Regions from separate parts of the Homo sapiens genome. Here region 2 is linked to region 1. Evidence: read pairs that join two places in POLR2A ChIA-PET (ENCODE). Cell type or tissue: IMR-90. All regions are shown on one strand. Links, peaks and the distances in the headings refer to the core of each region. The heading gives the core; the rest is flanking DNA.

What was found. Peaks named below come from ENCODE experiments on the same cell type or tissue, not always from the same donor. Only the 100,000 strongest peaks of a DNase experiment are listed, where the experiment ranks them.
Region 2: POLR2A ChIA-PET joins it to region 1 with 15 read pairs; 2 of 35 experiments call an interaction of 5 or more read pairs at or near these places.

Annotation. Positions count from the first base shown.
Region 1 is chr12:114,737,333-114,744,437 of GRCh38, reverse strand. The region is part of intron 1 of TBX3-AS1 (TBX3 antisense RNA 1); the gene reads right to left. It overlaps LOC124900329 (small nucleolar RNA SNORA27), which reads right to left and starts at 6,734; the gene lies at 6,640-6,734. RefSeq lists an enhancer at 5,280-5,574. In IMR-90, for the core only: no CTCF peak of the experiment used is centred there; no DNase peak of the experiment used is centred there.
Region 2 is chr12:114,845,401-114,852,505 of GRCh38, reverse strand. No RefSeq gene overlaps it. Among named protein-coding and RNA genes, the nearest start is that of TBX3, 160 kb to the right of the region's middle. In IMR-90, for the core only: no CTCF peak of the experiment used is centred there; a DNase peak (open chromatin) is centred at 3,585; H3K27ac peaks cover 175 bases.

The DNA.
Region 1 (7,105 bases), core at 1,103-6,102:
GTTACAGAGCTGTTCTGAGCCTTTTATGAGGCCGTATTTGCGAAGTGCTAAGAATAGTGCCCTGTGCGTGGTGTGCATTCAATAAATGTTGGCCATTGTTACAAACATTAGGATGTTTGAAATGAAATTCAAGAAAGACCAGCTCGCATTGGGAGCAGCAACTGGGTGTCACCATTACACTCACCCCAGCATGAAGGAAATTCACATCCTCTCAGGATGCCGGGGCAAGAACAAAAGGAAATCACACACCTTTCCCCTTTTCCCACAGGATCCCCTTTGGGGTGGGGGGCCAGTCCTCTATTTGGAAGTAGGAGACAGGTAGGCTCCCATGCCTGACTCCCCAAAGAAACAGATATTGGAGGGGAGTTATGCTGAGATTTTTTTATTTTTTGCAGAGATGGGATCTCACTACGTTGCCCAGGCTGGTCTCTAACTCCTGGGCTCAAGCAATCCACCCACCTCTGCCTCCCAGGTAGCTGGGATTACAGGCATGAGCCACCACACCCAGCCAGTTCTGAGGGTTGATGGAGGGCCAGGAATCCCCTCCCCAGCTTCCTGATTTCTCATGTCAATGGAGGAAATTCAGGTGAAGAAAGGACAGAATCTACACTCTGGGAGGCCCTGAACTTATCCCAAGCTCAGCTGCCCTTGGGTGGATGTTCTTGTTCCTGACTGTGGTGGGAGGACACACTTCTGCCCTACCACAGACCCTGTCTTTGGGCATTCCCAATGACAAAGGGGCAGTCCTTATGCCCTGGATCCAGAGGGACAGTCCTTGTGCCCAGCACCCCAGCAGCCTCCCTCTGGGAGACTGAGAGACAGCCTTCCCTTTTCTGTGTTTTTCTCTGCCTTTAATGCTCAGCCTAGAACTTGGAATATGTTAGGTGCTCAGCAAAAATGTGTGCTCACAGGAGCATGCTGCAGCAATTAAAGTGTGTATGTGTGTGTGTGTGTTGGACCTTCATGAGTGTGTGCACACATATTCGATGAGGATGCTTGTATCTTGGGGAGGTCCTATGACCCTGTGATACACGTGTGTGCATACACTCATGTCCCTACCGCTGGACATGGACTCTGTGTGCCCAATGAGTGTCTGCTTGAGGCCCTGCCTAGCCACAGACAGCCTTGGAGAGCCCACGCTCAGATGGCCACTCCAGACCTGGCAAGATGAAAATTTTAAATTGGAGATAGGGTGTTCTGGGGTGGAAGTAGGGTTATTGAAAACCGCTTAGGCTGGGTCCAGTGGCTCAAGCCATCTCAAATCTGTAAACTCAGCACATTGGGAAGACTCAATGGGAGTTCAAGGAGTTCAAGGTCAGACTGGACAACATAGCAAGACTCTATCTCTACAAAAAATAAAATAAAAATAAATTATTTTATTTATAAAAATGAAGAAAGTAGTGGCCCTCACTACTCAAGAGGCTGAGGCAGGAGTCTTGTTTGAGCTCAGGAGTTGGAGACTGCAGTGAACCATGATCACACCACTGCACTACAGCCTGGGTGACAGAGCAAGGCCCTGTCTCTAAAACAAAACCAAATGAAATTAATTTACATTGATTTGGTTTTCTGTCCACTGCTGGCCACAAATCACATTGACTAGTTCTCCCATTTCACTCTATCTCTGCTGTCTGTACCTCTGTGTGTGTGTGTGTGTGTGTGTGTGCACGCGTGCATGCACGCGCATGCCTGAGTACCCTGTCTCTATCTTTCTGCCTCCAGACCTGCCTCCATCTCTCTTTTCTGTGTTTATCTGGATCCCGCTCTCTTTTCTGCATGAGTTTGACTCTGAGTCTCCTTGCTCTCCTCCCTGCCCCATCTGTGTGGGTCCGGCAGCGTGCCCCTCCCTGCTGGCCTGTGAATCGTCACTCAGTGGCCCTGCCTGATCCAATGCAGGCCCCTTTGTTCACAGCCTACCGCCGCAAGCACTCCTCCACCCCTGCATCACCCTCCAGACCCTGCTTTCCTTTGCTCCTTCCCAAGTGGCCACCTCTCCAGCCCCTAATGTGAACAAAATGCCTGCCCGCCCTAACCAGGACAGCACTCAGGCATGGAGAGGTGGGAGGCAAGAGTCAGAGCTTGGCCACCAGCCACATGACCCCTGGGGCCATTAAGGAGACACCCCATCACCATTCCCTCTGCCCCACAATTCCTCCCCACTGCAGCTCAAAGCACCCCCAGGCAGCCCGCAGCACCTGGCAAGGGCAAGTTCGCGTTGAGGTTGGAGGCCAAATGCCTTCCCTGACTCTGGGTGGCCTTGGCCAAGTCAGTGTCCCTCTCTGAGTCTGTAACATAATGCCCAAGGCTCCACCTGACTCTAACTGGAGGGACACCGCAGTGCACCCCATGCCTCCCAGTGCCTGGTGGCATCCTTTACTCCTCCCATTTCCTGGAGCAGATGCAGAAAGCCTAAAATTTCTGTAGTGAAAAGGTCAGCTCCCCCACAGAGTCTCAAGGAATGGGAATCTCAGGATAAATCAACCCCAAAGCATCCATCAGCACATTTCTGCAGATATTGTTCACAGCTTAAATAATACCAATAATTGCAGAAACAATGGACTTCCTGGGACTCTGGCTTCGGGTGTCTGTGGTCATGTCAAGGACAGTCCAGCTTAATGCCCAATTTAGGGCTGGGAGGAAAGGGAGATGGGAGTTTTCGGGGTTTTTTTTTTGTTGTTTGTTTGTTTGTTTTGAGACGGAGTCTTGCTCTGTCACCCAGGGTGAAGTGCAGTGGGGCAATCTCAGCTCATTACAACTCTGCCTCTGGGTGCAAGAGATTCTCCTGCCTCAGCCTCCCGAGTAGCTGGGATTACAGGCGTGCGCCACCTCACCTGGCTAATTTTGTGTGTGTGTGTGTGTGTGTGTGTGTGTGTGTGTGTATTTTTAGTAGAGATGGGGTTTCACCATGTTGGCCAGGCTGGTCTCGTACTCCTGACCTCCAGTGATCCACCCACCTCAGCCTCCCAAAATGCTGGGATTACAGGCATGAACCACCCCACCCACCCAGGAGTTTTCTTCTCTCTGTCACATTGCCTCTGCATGTCCCTTTCCTTTCCCCTCTGCCTAGCTCCGATCATCTGTGTAAGTCTTTCCCTGTCTTGGGCCACTTACTAGCTGTGAATCTTAGGCAAGTGTTTTCACCTCTCTGAATCTCAGATGTTATACTATTAATTATAATACACCTGGCTCACATTAGGGACTAGACAAAGTACAGCGCTTAAATAATAACAATAATAATAATGAGGTGGAGGAAGGTGGGCTGGGTGAGGGTCTGCCGTGGACTATGTCTATGTGGGCCTAACATCAGTTTATATGCACCTAAGCTGCTGTGGTTGGGTATATATGCAGGCATTAACATGCAAAGCTTTTGGGCTTGGAGACCCTGAGCCGACACCCACCTTGAGTTCCACACCCCCAAGAAAAAGGAGGCCCCACACAAATCCCAGTGATGGGGAGACAATCTACTTCTCTTGTGGAAGCACATGTAGCCTATCCCTGGGCCGGGATCAAGAGGCCCTTTGGGTGCCTGACAAAGAAAGGGTGCTTCTTCAAAGATACAGTGAACCTCCAACTGCCATCACCCTCCAGAAGCCTGGGAGCCTCGATTTCATAGAACTTCAGGATTGAGGGACCGGTTGTGGTTGGCTCTGCTTCCTGGCTGTGGCCTCATGAGCGTCCCCGAGCATTATCACCACCAAGTGCCCGAGCAATTAAATAATCTGTACCACCATGATTTTGCATGATTTGCATGCTCCGTGTACCACCGTGATTTTGCAGAAACTGAGGCCCAAGGAGATTGAATGACTTGCATAAAGTCATAATAAGTTGAGGACAGAAGGGAAACACAGTTCTGTCTCAGGCCATACCCTTTCTTCTTCACTCAGAGCTGAGGGAAGTACCCTGGCCTGGGGTGGGGGCATGGGCAGTTATTCTCAGATCACTTGGATTCCATTTTTTTTTTTTTTTTTTTTTGAGACAGAGTCTCATCCTATTGCCCAGGCTGGAGTGCAATGCCGCAATCTTGGCTCACTGCAACCTCCGCCTCCCAGGTTCAAGCAATTCTCCTGCCTCAGCCTCCTGAGTAGCTGGGATTACAGGCATGTGCCACCACACCCAGCTAATTTTTTTTTTTTTTTTGTATATTTAGTAGAAGCAAGGCTTCACCATGTTGGCCAGGCTGGTCTCAAACTCCTGACCTCTTGACCCACCCACCTAGGCCTCCCAAAGTGTTGGGATTACAGGCGTGAGCCACCTTGCTGGCCTTTTTTTTTTTTTGAGACAGAGTCTCTCTCTGTTGCCCAGGCTGGAGTGCAATGGTGTGATCTCGGCTCACTGCAACCTCTGCCTCCCAGGTTCAAGTGATTCTCCTGCCTCAGCCTCCTGAGTAGCTGGGACTACAGGCGTGCACCACCACACTCAGCTAATTTTAGTATAGATGAGGTTTCACCATGTGATACACACACGTGTATCACCAGCCAGGCTGGTCTCAAACTCCTGACCTCAAGAAATCTGCCTGCCTTGGCCTCCCAAAGTGCTGAGATTACACTGGATTCCCTCTTGACTTAATGTAAGACCTTAGGTCATACTCCACCCCTCACCAGGCCTCAGTTTTCCCATCTAGAGGGTAGCTGGACCTACCATTCTGAGATCCTCTCATTCTGTTTTGCAACTTGCATCACAGAAAGTGAGAACCCACTTCCGCCAGAATGTGCCAAATTCACATGAAGTTAGTGCCTGCTGTAGGCCTCCTTCCTACTAGGGCAGGCAGCCCAGCCGTGCGACTGAACTAATGACTTAACCTCTCTGAGCCCCTTAAAGGAAACGATTGAAAGTCCTTACCTACAGAGCTGTTAACATAAGGGCTTAGCTTATAGTAAATGCTCAATAAATGCTGCTGTTTTTAAAACAGAGTCTCATTCTGCTACCCAGGCTGGAGTGCAGTGGCACAATCTTGGCTCATTGCAACCTCCGCCTCCTGGGTTCAAACAATTCTTGTGCCTCAACTTCTCGAGTACCTGGAATTTCAGGCATGTGCCACCATGCCCAGCTAATTTTTGTATTTTTAATAGAGACGGGGTTTTGCCATGTTGGCCAGGCTGGTCTCCAACTCCTGGCCTCAAGCAATCTGCCCACCTCGGCCTCCCGAAGTGCTGGGATTACAGGCATGAGCCACTGAGCCTGGTGTTATTATTTTTATTTTTATTTGCATCACCTGATTTCTGCCACTGCCCAGCTTTGATTACAAGACCTGCCTCCTCGCCCCCCTAGTCCAGCCTTCATCTCCTCCACTGCCCGTTTTGCCGTTGGACTAAGAGGAGATTGGGTAGGAGATAGATGGTGGACAGCCCTCAGCTTGCCGGCTGGTGCTCCAGCTAACTGCCCAAAGCCAAGGCTATCCACCCCGGAGAGGCCACCTTTGAAGTGACCGCCTTATGTAACTGCCCCATGCCTCCTCCCATCTTCCTGTTTGTCCCCAGAGCGACCTTGGGGAGGAAAACTGCAGCCTAGGACCAGTAAGCCTGGGGTTTCTTTCATGTGACTCAGGAGAGAGCTGGGAAGGGCAGAGGGATGCATATTGGTGGTTAGGGGTGCCTCTGCCTGAGTTTAAGTCCTGCAACCAGCTCTTTCTAGCTGTGTGACCTTGGGCAGGTTACTCAGCTTCTCTGTGCCTCAGTTTTCCTATCTGTCACGTGGAAAGTACCTAATGCATAAAGACATTGTGAGAAATATGTAAGTAGACAGTTTAGAACAGTGCCTGGCACATAATTACATGCTTAATAAAGGGCAGTTGTGGCTGGGCACAGTGACTCATGCCTGTAATCCCAGCACCTTGGGAGGCCAAGGTGGGAGGATCACTTGAGGCCAGGAGTTCAACACTAGCCTGGACAATATAGCGACACCTCATCTCTACTTTTTTATAACAATAAACATTATAAATATATATTAAAAAGGGCAGTTGTTATAGGTACTTAATCTTTTTTTTTTTTGTTTTCATGTTTCTTGTCAATATGTTTTCTCTGACAGGATACAATGACAGGCACCCAGTTTCTCTGGTTTGGTTTTGTTTTGTTTTAAGACAGGGTATCTCTCTGTTGCCCACTCTGGAGTACAGTGGCACAATCACAGCTCACTGAAGCTTTGACCTCCTGAGTTCAAGTAATCCTCCTGTCCCAGCCTCCTGAGTAGCTGGGACTACAGGTACAAACCACCATGCTTGGCTAATTTTTTAAATTTTTTATAGAAGGCCGGGTACACTGGCTCACGCCTGTAATGTCACTTTGGGAGGTCAAGGTGGATGGATCACTGGATGTCAGGAGTTCAGACCAACCTGACCAACATGGTGAAACCCCATCTCTACTAAAAGTACAAAAAATTAGCCAGCGTGGTGGTAGATGCCTGTGATCCCAGCTACTGGGGAGGCTGAGGCAGGAGAATCGCTTGAACCTGGTAGGCGGAGGTTATAATGAGCTGAGATGGCGCTACTGCACTCCAGCCTGAATGACAGAGCAAGACTCCGTCTCAAAGAAAAAAAAAATAGAGACGGGATCTCACTATGTTGCCCAGGCTGGTCTCTAACTCCTGGCCTCAAGTGATCCACTACATCTACCTCCCAAAGTTCTGGGATTACAGGCAAGGGCCACAGTACCTGGCCTCTGAGTTTTAAAAGGCCATTTCCTTTGCCCTACTTGAACAACCAATAAAGACATAAGCCTCAATGGTAAAATGAAAGGGGAGTGGTATTTAATAATCGTACATTAAGCTGTAAGATAATTATTGTTATTCAGAGCACTTGCTCAAAAGTGGACTTAGATCTTAGAAGGGTGGCTGAGAAACTAACCTCATCAGTCAGCCTCAATGTCTCCCACCTGTAAAATGGGGTTAACACCTAGCCACAAAACTGGCTGAAAATTGAAGGAGGCAGTCTGTGGAAAGAACAGAGCTGGACACTTACTGAGTGCTGAAGCTTACTTCAGTTGGATCATTCCCTGTGTGTCTCCACTGTCCTCCTTCCCAAGACTTCTCTTTTTTTTTTTTTTTGAGATGGGAGTCTGGCTCCCTTGCCCAGGTTGAAGTGCAGGGGCACAATTTCGGCTCACTGCAACCTCTG
Region 2 (7,105 bases), core at 1,238-6,237, 110 kb before region 1:
GGCCAGGAGTTTGAGACCAGACTGGACAACATAGTGAGACCCCATTTCTACAAAAATTAATTAACAAATTAAAGGGAATGGTGTCCCAGACCAGGGTGTGCAGAGGAAGGGGCAGCCATAGATGGATGGAAGGCTGTCTAGGCTATGGAGTGCCATGACATGATGAATATAAGGAAAATTAGTGAATGACAGGATAACTTTTAGTTTTCTCTCTTGGGTGAGGAATCAGACTAGCCACAAGACAGGAAGCTTCCGTTTGAGATAAGCCCTGTAGTGTTTCACACCCGTCAGATTTTCCTACAACTGTGGGCAGAATTGAGCAGCTTGAGGCTAAGTTCACACATTGCTAACAAACATACGGGCATTTATTTAATTGGATCTACAGGATCTATCCTCTTTCTTGAAAGAATGACGATGAGTCAATGTTCCCTTATGAAGGTACCTTCAAGATTTCACGAAGCAAAGGCCGTAGTAAGACAGTCAGGGTTAAATAGCATCTTGGCACGGATGGGCAGAACAGAGGAGAATCCAGAGATCCTGAAGGCACCAACCCTCAAGACAAAATGGCATCTGTTTCCTTCTCCGCCTTTAAAAAGCCATCTTCCTCCCTCACTCACCCCTATACGGTAAATAACTTGGACAGTAAAGTTTAAGACTTGTGGCCCAGTGTGGTGGCTCATGCCTGTAACCCCAGCACTTTGGGAGGCAAAGGCAGGTGGATCACTTGAGGTCAGTAGTTCTAGACCAGCCTGGCCAACATGGTGAAATCTCATTTCCACTAAAAATACAAAAATTCGCCCGGCATGGTGGCAGGCACCTGTAGTCCCAGCTACTCGGGAGGCTGAGGTGGGAGGATCACTTGAACCCAGGAGGCAGAGGTTGCAGTGAGCCCAGATCACACCACTGCACTCCAGTCCATGTGACACAGTGAGACTCCATCTCAAAAAACAAACAAACAAAAAGAGTTAAAGACTTGTAGAGGAGGTCAAGAAATCTAAATGTCTTCAGTTTCATAGTTTAAGATGACTTACTGCTCCATGGTTTAGAGTTCAGAAAGAGTTCTTTTTTAATTAATTTGTAATAGTGTATGCTGTTATTATTTTTTGTATATCAAGGTTCAACTCTGCAAAGATGCAAACCCAACCACTCATTTAATTGTCTTCTTTATGGGAGGAATAAATGGGTTTAGGGTCAACGTGCCGCAGGCATCCAAGCCCTTTCTCAGCCAGCGCATTTTCAATCTGAGTAACTTAAATCCCAAACCTACAAGGGCCCAGAACTTATTTTCTTCATCTCTTGTAAAGGGCTGAGCAGACTGTGGTATTCAACAAGTCATAAATAATGCTATACGATATATCAATAGCATGTGCAGACTGGTTGGGAAAGGCTGATTCTGATCAAGTTAAGGCCCAAACATCACCCAAGCCTTGGGTTTCATCCAAATGTGACCTCGTGGTAAGACTTTTTGAAAATTGAGAGGAGGAATGTACCTGTTTCCCTGCATTTCCTCCATTCATATGGATGTCCTTGCAGGTAGGAGGATCAGGTTTTTCCAGAACAGAAGAATTTTTTCCATTTCTACATATTACTCATGATTCCTCTGGTTTCATACTTCATTGGCCTTCAGTTAATATCTTGTTAAATAATAATAAAAGCTAACATTTATAAAGCTCTTACGCTGTGTTGAGCACCATAATCATTGCTTTACACGGTGCATCTCCTTCAACCGTGACATTGACACCATGAGGTAGGTTTCATTATTCCCGTCTTACAGAAGGAAGGGCGGAAGTTCAGAGGGGTTTAGTCACTTGCTCAAAGTCACCAGCTAGTGAGTGGTAGAGCATGATTTTAACCCAGGCTTAGAACCACCCTATTATACTATGTCTGTAAATCATGATTGAATATCCTAACCTTTGTGCCTAAATCTAGACCAAAAAAGAGGAGGGAATGATTGAGACTCAGGGAAAAAAATAACTTGCCAGGTGATTCTTGAGTGTTTTTGGTTTGGTTTTTGGAGACGAAGTCTCACTCTGTCACCCAGGCTGGAGTGCAATGGTGCGATCTCAGCTCACTGCAACCTCCACTTCCCAGGTTCAAGGGATTCTTGTGCCTCAACCTTCCAAGTAGCTGGGATTACAGGCATGTGCCACCAAGCCCAGCTAATTTTTTGTATTTTTAGTAGAATCAGGGTTTCACCATGTTGCCCAGGCTGGTCTCAAACTCCTGAGCTCAGGTAATCTGCCAGCCTCGGCTTCCCAAAGTGCTAGGATGACAGGTGTGAGCCACCATGCCCGGCAGATTCTTAAGTGTTTAAGCCTCAGAGGAAGTAATGCATGCTGCATAAAACAGTTGATTGGCTCTGAGTATAACCAACTCCTTAATGTCACAGAAACTTGGAATTGGGCATTGAAAATAACTTCAGATATTATTTAGTCCGACCCTTTATCCTTCCACGGAATAATGTATCCTCTGCTTACATACGTCCAGGGCTGGGAGGCTCACTACCTCAAGTACCTTGAGTGGCCGGATGGGGAGGTTATCCTTTCCTCACCTTTAAACCTAAGCAATAAATTGGTGCCTAAATCCTGTTGCTTCCTTAGAAATACACATCCATCCACATAAGTCAACACTGCTTGGTTTGTTCTCTGGAGAAAACGGAGGATACCAGAACTCATTGAGCTCAAGTTTCCATATTCTACACCCAGCTCCATAATCCCCAAATCTACAAAAGCAAAACAAGATGGCACTGTTTTGTGGTGCATTCTGGGAGGCAGAAAAAAGTTTTGAAAGTTTTTTTTTGTTTGTTTTAACACAGGGTTTTGCCATGTGGCCCAGGCTGGTCTCAACCTCCTGAGCTCAAAAAATCCACTCACTCAGCTTCCCAAAGTGCTGGAGTTACAGGTGTGAGCCACTGCACCCAACCTCACATATTCTAAGGAAATGCCCAGGTAACCTCTGAAGCTCTTTCTCTCCCTTGGTGTCCTCTCAATGGCACAGGGGTATCATTCTGTTTCTCTGAACACTCAGGGGTTCAGATAGGACCTCTCCCAAGGTTGTAGTCCTAACTTTTAGCCTACCTTACTTCCCTTCTCCTACCAATATCCAGCCACCTCCACCCCCTTAGTCCCCATATGCTTGGTCAGGTGAAACTGTTGTGGTGACAAGTATTGTCCATGAAACCAGAGGAACCTGTGTTTATGTCCCACATTGATTGTGTGGCCTTGGACAAGCATCTTAGCCATTCTGAACCTCAACTGTTCCATTCAAAGACAGGCTTAATAATACCTACCTCAGTCCAGGCACGGTGGCTCACTGTAATCCCAGTATTTTGGGAGGCCGAAGCAAAAGAATTGCTTGAGGCCAGGAGTTCAAGAGCAACCTGGACAACACAGCAAGACCCTATCTCTATTTTTGAAGAAAAAAAATAGTAATAATAATAGCGACCTCAGAGGGATACAGCATATATAGAGGAATTAGTATCTAGTCCCTAGCACTTTAAAAAAAAAAGGCTCAATAAATACTAGCTTCTTAATGTTGAATCACACAACTGTTTTTCTCCATGCTAAGGGAATTCTGTGGTGTGAACAGGTCCCAAGAGAACTGAATGCTCAGTTCAGCATGACTCAACTGAAAACAAATCTTCTCTTCCAGGCCTCCCTGCTTCACGCAGAGTGTTAGTATTCTTTTGAGTCCAATTCTTGGATCACTTCACCCAAGGACACACAGGCCATATGCAGTTGAGCCAATGCTCCAACTCAAGTATGTGCAATGCCCAGACCCCTGCCTTCTCACATGGGCACCTGGACATAATTCAGGACAGAAAAAGAGAGGTCTGCATCTCCAATCCACACAGCCACTGCCTCTGCAGAAATAAGTACAAAGTGGGTACTCACCTATTTCATTCTCCCCAGCCATTTGGAGGGGTGTCATTTTGCAAGATCCCCAAACTCTGAAGAATATAGCATTCCTACAAGCAAATGACTAAGGTGACTTTCAAACTGAACACTCAATACTGGGCCCTCTTTTCACCTGGCACAGGTGTGTCTTTTGCAAAGGAGTTAAGCTAGCTGTGCTACCTCCCCAGATGTCTTGAATTCTAGCTCAGGGCTCAAGCTGACAACCCTCACCCTTAGCAGGTTCTATGAACACGTGCCAGCTTTACCACCTGCTAGCTCTGAAATAATATCCATTTGTATACTGATCTATAATGTATCTCTCCCCACTTATGTGAGCCCCGTGCCAGGAGGGGATTTCTGTGTCTCCAGTGCTGTTTCCTGGTGCCTAGAACCATGCCTGGCGCTCAAGAGATGCTGAATATATATTTGAATGAATGGATGAATAGACTAGCAGGCCTCTGTTTAATCATCTGTAAAATTAAGATTGTACTTTCTGCTGTGTGGTTACTGTAAAGATTCAATAGGAATGCCTGTGTGTGCAAAAAGCATGTCGTACGAGGACTTACAGAGTGTAAATATTTGGTAAGTGAGTGCTATTTAAAACAGATACACAGCACACACAGAGACACACAGAGACAGGGACAGACAAAAAGACAGACACAGACAGACAAGTACAGAGAGATATCGGGGCAGATAGAGACAGAAAAATGCAGACATGCAGACAGACACACAGACAGACAGATGTACAGACATATGCATGGACCCACACTCACACAGACACGCAATGGGACACACAGAAAGCAACAGGAATTCATCCCAGCTATGGCTCTGTTCCCTCACACACAGCCAACCTCCGCCCCAGTGCACCCCAACACCTCCCCCCTCCCCCGCCACCCCCCCAACTCCTGTTTGGAAAGTTGGGCTGGCAAGGCAGTTGGATTGGCTGAGACCCCTTCAGCGGTTTTATTTTTCCGAGTGCGGTTTTGAAGCGACATCGCAAGTAATGAGAGGAAATAATTCTGCTCATTGTTGAACAACCAGAGTACACCGTGGCAATGTGTATAACAGATGTGTGTGTGGGGAGGGATTTCTATACATGATTGTGTGCCCCGGTCTGCCTCTGAAGATGGGGAATTCAAATTGGCATTTTGATTCTTTTTAAAGGAAAGTAAGCAGGAGGAGAGCTTGAGCCCACTCCAGAGGTGTATTAAGTTGGACGGCCCTGAACATGTGGAGCATTGCCTGCAACCTGGCTTCTCCGAGAGAAACCATGAATGCATTCTGATGTTAATTCCTCAAATGTATACGATATCACACAATCGAGTTTTATCTTTACTTCCCCCAAAAAGAATCTTTAAAAACTTTAGACAAAGCAAAAAGCACTTCATGGCCCCATCTAGACAAGCCTAGGACTCTGGCTACCTTTGACGTGTAGCTGTGATATCAGACCTGTCCCTTGCTTCCTATAAAATTCACTTCATGTCTCTTCTTAATGACAAAGCCCACTCTCAGGCACTCCTGCCTGTCCCGCGCACTAAATATCTCCCCTTCCTCTGAGTTCTCCCAGCACTTGCGTTTTAAGTCAAGGATGCATTATCTTATCTTCATTCTTACTAAAGAGGCTTCTGCCGGAGGTCAAGGTCGTGCTCTTTCTCTCTTGAGAAGCCAGCAGCTTCCTCTGGTCCACAGGCATCAGCTACACCCAAGATTACAACTGGCTGCATGTGATCTACAATTCAGCCCCCGGACTTCTTTTGTTTGGCTCACAGAGTGTTGGCGCACGTGATATTTTTTTTTTAATTTGATTTATTTGCCAACATTTAAAAATCAGAAGCTTTCACACTGAAAAAATTCCAATTTTCTAGCTTTTCTTGAAAACTTGAAAGTTGTAGCAACATTAAACCTACATTTCTACAAGGTCATAATCAGCTAGAGCTGAGTGGTGGGTGGTCCCTTGAGATGGGATCCTGCATTTTGCCACAGTCCCCACCACTCCCTATTGCCCCTTGCACTGTGTCAGTTGCTGTTTATCATTGAGCTTCAGACAGTAATAGGTTTTATACCCATGTCTCTTGGCCTATAATCCCAGCAACTTAGGAGGCCAAGGCAGGAAGATTGCTTGAGGCCAGGAGTTTGAGACCAGCCTGGACAACATAGCCAGACTTCATTTCCACAAAAAAGTAGATAAAATATGTATATTTCTTTTAGTTAAAGGCCAGTGAGTGCACTGTCTCATGCTTCTATCTTCGTATTTTGCGAGGCTAAGGTGGGGGGATTGCTTGAGGCCAGGAGTTCAAGATCAGCCTGGGCCACGCGTTTTTATTTTATCTATAAAAATAAATAAATTTAAAAAATTAGCCAGATGCAGTGGCACACACCTGTGGTCCCGTCTAGTCAGAAGGCTGAGGTGAGAGGATCACTTGAGCCTGGGAAATCAAGGCTGCAGTGAGCTATGATTGTGCCACTGCACTCCAGCCTGGATGACAGACTAAGACTGTCTTAAAAAAAAAAAAAGTATACCCACGTCTCTTTCAAAAGTGGAGAAACAAGCCAGGAGCGGTGGCTCATGCCTGTAATCCCAACACTTTGGGAGACCGAGGTGGGCAGATCACTTGAGGCCAGGGCTTCAAGACCAGCCTGGCCTACATGGTGAAAGCCCGTCTCTACTAAAAATACAAAAATTAGCCCAGCATGGTGGTGGGCACCTGTAATCCCAGCTACTAGAGAGGCTGAGGCAGGAGAATTACTTGAACCCAGGAGGTGGAGGTTGCAGTGAGCCAAGATCACACCATTGCACTCCATCCTGGGCAACAGAGCGAGACTCCATATCAAAAAATAATAAATGAATAAATAAACAAACAAAAGTGGCAAAACGAAGGATCATAATGATTTATTGGTTGGTGCAAAAAGTAATTCCAGGTTTTGACATTACTTTTTAAATGGCAAAAAAATGCAATTGTTTTTTGCACCAACCTAATAATAACAAAAATAAAAGCTGGCCTTACCTGGAGTATTAGGCCCTTACCTGGAGTATTAGGCCCTTACCTAAGTTCATTATGTGAACGCATTCATTTAATCCTCACAGTGAAGCTCTGAGGGCTGGTAATGGGTGCTGTCTTATCATCATTATTATCACTACAATCACTCTATTTTAGAGAATAAAAAACTAAGGTACAGAAGTTAAGATAGATGAGGAACGCCATGTTTTT